Regions from separate parts of the Homo sapiens genome. Here region 2 is linked to region 1. Evidence: chromatin contacts called from ENCODE Hi-C or POLR2A ChIA-PET data. All regions are on one chromosome and are shown on one strand. The core of a region is the stretch at or near the end of the contact, and the rest is flanking DNA. Distances in the headings are between cores, read along the strand shown. Region 1 holds the start of ZNF689 (zinc finger protein 689). Region 2 overlaps LOC124903679 (a long non-coding RNA gene).

Region 1 (3,775 bases), core at 637-3,136:
AACTCCGGACCTCAAGTGATCTACCCACCTCGGCCTCCCAAAGTGCTGGGATTACAGGCATGAGCCACCAGCCGGCCGGTTTTCAAACCTAGATGCACATCTGAATCAGCTGAGGCTATTTAAAAAATGGAAGTTCCTAAACATTCACACGAGTGAATGAATAGCTCTGGGATGGGGTCCTGGAACCTGCGTTTTTACCAAGTTCCCCAAGTGATTTAGATATAACCAATGGCCATTTAACAACCTTGGCAAAAATTAACTGAAAAGTTTTAAGCAAGGAAATATCATGGTCAGATCTGAATCTTGGACAGCTATCCCTGGTCTTGAAGAATCTGGCTCTGAAATTCCAGCCCAGACAGCTCCATCTTCTACTATGGGTGGATCTGGGACCCTTCTACCTGAATGGGGTTAAGCAGAGCCTTGTTGGATTCTGAGGAGATTGCAGTATGTCCTTCGCTGATAAGGGTCATCCTGCCGTAAGAGCAGAAAGAGGCCCCTGCATCCCAGGCAGCTGTTCCCCATGAGCTCCCTTCAACCAAAACCCAGAAAACTCTGAGAAGTTTAGGATCTCTTTGGTCCAACTCAAAGGTGGCTAGAGGCAGAGATCCTGGAAAGGAGGCAGAGGGTAGCACCTGTTAAAAGCTCACTGATTCTGGCTGGCTGCAATGGCTCACGCCAGTAACCCCTGCATTTTGGGAGGCCAAGGCAGGAGGATCGCTTGAGGCCAGAAGTTCAAGACCGAACTGAGCAAGACAATGTTTCTACAAAAAAAAAAAAAAAAAAAAAAGACGAAGAATAAGCCCACTGATTCATTCACACAGTGGAAAACTGCAGCTTGCAGACTGACATAGGAATCTCTGTGTGGTGGACCGGCCCCACACCACCAGACACAAGAGGCTGGGAAGATGAATATACTAAATACGCGGCACCCACCCCTAGCCCAACCAAAACTCTGGACAGAGCCGTTAGAGGTAGAACGTTATAGGAGGGCTGCAGGCTCTGCGTGGTTATTTAGCACTCACTTCTCTGGACTGTTAGCCCTCTCGGGTACTCCTGCGGATCTAGAGCAGCCGGTTCCCAGTCATCGGTGTTTCGTTCCAACCAGGAGATGAGGGCTGGTTTGGGACCTGCGCACCCTGGGGAAAGAGAACAAATCAGAAGGCCAGCTCCTAGATCACGCCGAGTAGTATCTCCCCGACGGCACCTCCTGCTAAGCCCCTGCCCACCTCCCCTGACAACCTGGTCGCCTGCCAGGACCGTGGCCTCCCTGCCTACACCCTCTCCGGCTCCTGCATCCCTTCGCGCCCCGCGGCAGCGGATGGGGCCGGCCTCACCGAGCGCGCCCAGGTGACCGTAGGTCTCCCGCATCACGTCCCGGTACAGGGCCCTCTGCGCGGGCCGCAGGCAGCCCCACTCCTCCGGGGAGAAGTACACGGCCACGTCCACGAACTTCAGAGCCCTCGGCCTCCTGCCCCTTTTCCGACTGGGTCTGGCCTTTCCTGGTCCCTGCGCAGGGAGCGGAGCCGAAGGTGGCGCCATGGGACCCGAGAAGCCGGCGCCACGGCCTTCCGTGTCCAGGCCTCGGCCCTCGGGCGCTGGCGGCCCCTGGGATCGAGGAGCCCCTGCCGGACCAGGGCTGAGCGTGGCCGGGGAGGCCCGGAGGGAATCGGAATTGGTCGCCCGCGGGGCTAACGGAAACCTTTTGCTGTTATTCAGGAAACTCCTGCCCGAACTTGGGTGAAAGGCACCGGAAGATGCCTTCGGGGAAAATGGCGGCGCTGCTACCGCACCGCCTTTGCCTGGAACACAGGCAGCTTCCAGCTATCGATTTTATTGACCGGAGCGCCATGCCGGCTTCCTAACCTCTTTGCCCTCAAGTGTAATGGCGCTGCGATTGGGCTTCACGCCGTCTTTTTTCCCCTCCCCAATACGCGCGTTCATTGGACGAGAGCCGAAGATCGAGCGTTCTGATTGGGTGCTAGCAAAGGCGGTCCGTTTGAACGAAGCCAAGAGCTGCATAAGGGCAGGAAGCTGGACTGCTAGGATCAGGCGACTACAAGGAGTTGTGAAGCGACTTGCACCGACCTGGGGGCAGCAAGAGGCCCCGGGGCTGCTTTCCGCTGTTCGACTCTGGCAGGCTCAGCCAATCACTGAAGGAGGGAACGATTTGAGCGATGGAGCCACTCTGGCCGAGTTAGAGCTGAGATTATCCTGAGTTCCTTTTACTGGTGTTCTCAGAGCATCCTTGACTTTGGAGAATGGTTATCTTCTTTGTTTGCCCTTTAGGGGAGGGAATTATGGTTAGCATTTCCTGGGGGCAGGCGCCATGCCCAGCATATTACATATTTCATCTTTATTATTTTTTATTTTTATTTTATTTATTTATTTTTGAGACAGAGTCGTGCTCTGTCGCCCAGGCTGGAGTGCAGTGGCGAAATCTCGGCTCACTGCAGCTTCCACCTCCCACGTTCAAGCGATTCTCCTGCCTCAGCCTCCCGAGTAAGTGAGATTACAGGCGCGTGCCACCACTCCTGACTAATATTCATATTTATTAGCAGAGATGGGGTTTCACCATGTTAGCCAGGCTGGTCTCGAACTTCTGACCTCAAGTGATTCACCCACCTCGGCCCCACGAAGTGCTAGGATTACAGGCGTGAGCCACTATGCCCGGCCTTATTTTTATTTTTTTGAGACAGGGTCTCACTCTGTTACCCGGGCGGGATGGAATGCAGTAGTGCAATCTCAGCTCACTGCAGCCTCTAACTCCTGGGCTCAAGCAATCGTCCTGCCTCAGCCTTCAGAGTAACTGGGACTACTGGTGTGCACTACCACGCCTGGCTAATTTTTTATGTTATTTGTTGAGTCAGGGTTTCCCTGTGTTGCCCAGGCTGGTCTCGAACCCTTAGGCTAAGTGATCCTCCTGCCTCGTCCTCCCAAAGGGCTGGGATTACTGGCATAAGCCACAGCACCGGAGCCATTAGTTATTCGCTTTTTTTTTTTGAGACTGGGTCTCATTCCGTTGCCCAGGCTGGAGTGAAGGCATGCACCCACAGTGCTCTGCTAATTTTTTGTATTTTTGGTAGAGACGGTGTTTCGCCATGTTTCCCAGGCTGGTCTCGAACTCCTGAGCTCAAGCAATCCGCCCACCTCGGTCTCCCAAAGTGCTGGGATTACAGGAGTGAGCCACCACACCCAGCCCGTTATTAATTCTTTACTAGCATTTTGTGAACCAATGGTTATCATCCTGGTTCTACTAATGAAGAAACGATCTCAGAGGGATTCCATGAGTTTCCAGGGCCATACTGCTAGTAAGGAGTGGGGAATAAAGATTTAAACCTGGGGCAGACAGAGCCTTTATTCATACCACTGATAGGCATCCTTCCTTCACAGTATCCTAATTTGCTTGCTAAACCAGGAATCCACCTGAGCTCTTGTTTTCTTCTCAAGTTCAATATTCTGCATAATCTCCCTACATTATTTTCACGTGACATTTGTTCAACGTACAAAGCATAGTGCTAGGCAATTGGGAGAGCGTACATAAATAAGTCATAGGCCATGCTTTGAATGGAGCTTACAGTCTAGTAAAGCATATAAATTCACAATGAATCATAACAGAATGATACAAGCATGTATGTGAAAGGCACTGAACTGAAAATTGCTGATGGAACAAGCCAGCACCCACCCCATTAGCCTCCACATTTTTTTTTTTTTTTTTTTTTTGAGACGGAGTCTCGCTCTGTCACCCAGGCTGGAGGGCAGTGGCGCCATCTCGGCT
Region 2 (3,775 bases), core at 361-2,860, 200 kb after region 1:
AAAAAAAAAAAAAGATTACAAAGGTCAGTTTGGAACATTAGGGTAGGGGTTAGAAGCTCTTCTGGAGGGGACAATGGGGCAGTGGTGATAGATGAAAAAGCAGAAGAGAGAGATAACTCACTTCTGTTTTATTTTTTATTGCTCTATTTTTGCTTTGTAAGTCACCACGAATGTAGGCAGGATAGAAATCCTAAGTACACCAAAGTGGGAAGTGCTACAAATTAAATTGTTTGCTTTTATTCCTGTGGATAATTTTCTTTCTCTGTTTTAACATATTTATGCCTTCTATTTCCTAACACTTTGTAAAGGAACTGATTATGAAATCAGAAAACCTGGGTTTTTCCTCCTAATGTGACTTAGCTGCTGTCAAAGTTTCCTCATCTGCAAAATGAGGGGGTTAGAGTACAATGGACATTCCATTATCCTCTCCAGCATCATCCCCTTAGTGCAGGCAGGCACTCTTTCAGGGATCTGTTGACAGTCCCTATTTTATTTTTAGGTGCCAACCCAGCCTTTCCCCTCCTTTTCTAGAATTTTTGTGTACAGAAAGTGAAGGTGGGGCTGGGCACCATAGTGAGACCCCGTCTCTCCAAAAAAAAAAGCCGGGCATTGTGGTGTGTGCCTGTGGTTCCAGCTACTTGGGAGGCTGAGGCGGGAGGATTGCTTGAGCCCAGGAGTTGGAGGCTGCAGCCAACTAGGATTGTGCCACTGCACTCCAGCCTGGGCGACAGAGTGAGACCCTGTATTAAAAAAAAAAGAAAAGAGGGCCAGGCACAGTGGCTCATGCCTGTAATCCCAGCACTTTGGGAGGCCGAGGTGGGTGGATACCTGAAGTCAGGAGTTCAAGACCAGCCTGACCAACGCGGTGAAACACCGTCTCTACTAAAAATACAAAAATTAGCTGGATGTGGTGGTGCATGCCTATAATTCCAGCTACTCAGGAGGCTGAGGCAGGAGAATCGCTTGAACCCATGAGGTGGAGGTTGCAGTGAGCTGAGATCGCACCACTGCAATCCACCCTGGGCGACAGAGCGAGACTCAGTCTCAAAAAAAAAGAAAAGAAGGTGAAGGTGGCTAAATAGCATAACATGTCAGAGATTTACGTGTCAGAGATTTAACATGTCAGAGATTTCCACATGTTATCAAGTCTGTTTCATGGCTAAGAACTGGAAGGGACCTTTGAGGACATCTAACCCTCATAGGACTTAACAATAGGATGAGGAAACAAGCTCAGAAATAGGCTATAACTTGCCCAAGGCCACTCAGAGAGGGAATGCCAGAGCCAGGGCCAGCTCTCAACTTCAGGCCAGAGAAGCCCAGGGTCTTCCATGAGAAATAGGGCCTGTCAGACTGGACAGGCTCCTTGGAGGTGGTCCAGTGAGTCCAATCCCTTTTTTTGCTGCGGCTTAGACGAGGGGCCGCTGAGGATTCTCCGAATTCGCTGGATCTGGACCCAGACTTCCGGGTCCACAGTGCAGCCTGAATGATCAACAGGGGAACGTGCGTTCGCCAGGGTCCCCGGGGGCAGAGGCACCTCTCCCTGGGCGGGGCCGGGGAGATTACGCAACACGGGTCTTAGTTGTCTGGGCCGCTGGGGTCGCCTCCACGGGCAGGAGCCACGGCCAGGACGTGCAGGCCGCCCCCTGCTGGTCCGTTTCGGAACCGGGCGGGTGGCCGCGGCGCTGCCCGGGTTGGGGGCATGGCTTTACAACGGTGAGCCAATCCCAGGCCGCACCGTGGATGGGGCGGGCGTTCACTTCTCCTCCCAGTCCTTTGGTTCTCTCCGCGGCGGAAGCTGTGCGGCGACCTAGCAACCGTCCTTGCCGACCCTCCCGCCGGTGACGTGGCTGCGACCCACCCTTCTTGCCATAGCCCTTTGGAAAGCGAAGGTCCCTTCAGGGCCAAAAGGACAGGGAGGTTTTTTCCTTCCTTCCTTCCCTCCCTCCTTCCCTCCTTCCCTTTCTTTCTTTCCTTTCTTTTTCTTTCTTTTCACAGAGTCTGACTTAATCACCCACGCTGCAGTGTAGTATGATCTGCTCACTGAAGCCTCTGCCTCCCGGGTTCAAGCGATTCTCCCAACTCAGCCTCCCAAGTAGCTGTACAGGTGTGCACCGCCACACCCAGCTAAATTTTGCATTTGTAGTAGATATGGGGTTTCATCATGCTGGCCAAGATGGTCTAAAGTGATCCGCCCGCCTCGGCCTCCCAAAGTGCTGGGATTACCGGCGGGAGCCACCGCTCCCGTCCAGGACAGGGATTTTGGTTGGTTGGTTGGATGGAGCCTTACAGTTTGGATGTGGTGAGCATGAAATGCATACGTTCAAGAAGCTGAGCCGACAAAGGGCTTACTCTAGGTGGACTGAAAATTCGATGTTTCCAATTCAAAACATCTGCTCTCCGAGGTGTGGGTGAAGGTATGGGGGGTCCAAAAATGTCCGAGTCCCACCACCTGATGTTGTTAGTTACACTTCTTTTTTTGTTTTGAGATGGAATTTTGCTCTTGTTGCCCAGGCTGGAGTGCAGTGGCGCGATTTCAACTCACCACAACCTCCGCCTCCTGGGTTCAAGCGATTCTTCTGCCTCAGCCTCCCGAGTAGCTGGGATTACAGGCATGTGCCATCACACCAGCTAATTTTTGTATTTTTAGTAGAGACGGGGTTTCTCCATGTTGGTCAGTCTGGTCTCGAACTCTTGACCTCAGGTGATCCGCCCGCCTTGGCCTCCCAAAGTGCTGGGATTACAGGTGTGAGCCACCACACCTGGCCTAATTTTTGTGTTTTTAGTAGAGATAGGTTTTCGCCATGTTGGCCAGGCTGGTCTCAAACTCACCTCAGGTGATCCGCCTGCCTCGGCCTCTCAAAGTGCTGGGATTACAAGCATGAGCCACCACGCCTGGCCCACGCTTGGCTAATTTTTGTTTGTTTGCTTGTGTTTTAGAGATGGGGTTTTGCCACATTGCCCAGGCTGGTTTCAAACTCCTGAGCTCAAGTGATCTGCCTGCCTCAGCCTCCCAAAGTGCTGGGATTACCGGCATGAGACACCATGCTTGACCGGTTTTATCACAGTTTTTAAAAAGTAATAATATAGTAGGCCAGGCATGGTGGCTCATGCCTGTAATCCCAGCACTTTGGGAGGCTGAGGCAGGCAGATCACCTGAGGTTGGGAGTTCAAGACGAGCCTGACCAACATGGAGAAAACCCGTCTTTACTAAAATACAAAAATTAGCTGGGTGTGGTGGTGCACACCTGTAATCCCAGCTACTCGGGAAGCTGAGGCAGGAGAATGGCTTGAACCCAGGAGTCATTGGTTGTGGTGAGCTGAGATCGTGCCATTGCACTCCAGCCTGGGCAACAAGAGTGAAACTCCATTAAAAAAAAAAATTAGCCGGGCACGGTGGCTCACGCCTGTAATCCCAGCACTTTGGGAGGCCGAGGCGGGCGAATCACAAGGTCAGGAGATTGAGACCATCCTGGCTAACACGGTGAAACCCTGTCTCTACTAAAAATACAAAAAAATTAGCCGGCATGGTGGTGGACTCCTGTAGTCTCAGCTACTTGGGAGGCTGAGGCAGGAGAATGGCGTGAACCTGGGAGGTGGAGCTTGCAGTGAGCCGAGATTGTGCCACTGCACTCCAGCCTGGGCGACAGAGCAAGACTCCATCTAAAAAAAAAAAAAGTTAATATAGTAAACAAAAACCCATTGAATTGTGCACTTTAGATGGGTGAATTATATGGTATGTGAATTATATCTCAATAAAGCTGTTTCAGAAAGTTGT

Evidence for each region. Hi-C counts contacts between places; a loop is a spot of excess contacts on that map. ChIA-PET counts read pairs that join two places held with the same protein, here RNA polymerase II (POLR2A). Pooled maps may share reads with other maps.
Region 2: a loop to region 1 is called in a pooled map, with 5 times the contacts of the local background. The contact joins the enhancer-like site here to the promoter of ZNF689 in region 1. A Hi-C loop is called at or near these places in 4 of 50 pooled maps. POLR2A ChIA-PET finds 5 or more read pairs at or near these places in 4 of 52 experiments (MCF 10A, WTC11, activated CD4-positive, alpha-beta T cell and 1 more).

Annotation. Positions count from the first base shown.
Region 1 is chr16:30,608,503-30,612,277 of GRCh38, forward strand. It overlaps ZNF689 (zinc finger protein 689), which reads right to left and starts at 1,887. Exons shown (of 3, transcript NM_138447.3): 1 at 1,335-1,887; 2 at 1,023-1,136. The coding sequence starts at 1,539. It overlaps LOC124903678 (a long non-coding RNA gene), which reads left to right and starts at 1,972. Exons shown (of 2, transcript XR_007065051.1): 1 at 1,972-2,261. RefSeq lists a silencer at 1,577-1,626 and an enhancer at 1,914-2,883.
Region 2 is chr16:30,812,806-30,816,580 of GRCh38, forward strand. The region is part of intron 1 of LOC124903679 (a long non-coding RNA gene); the gene reads left to right. Among named protein-coding and RNA genes, the nearest start is that of ZNF629, 27 kb to the left of the region's middle. RefSeq lists enhancers at 339-894, 895-1,449, 1,320-1,469 and a silencer at 1,490-1,819. Within about 2 kb of position 1,611, at least 30 of the 41 ENCODE cell types and tissues checked have a DNase peak (open chromatin) inside an H3K27ac peak, as active enhancers do.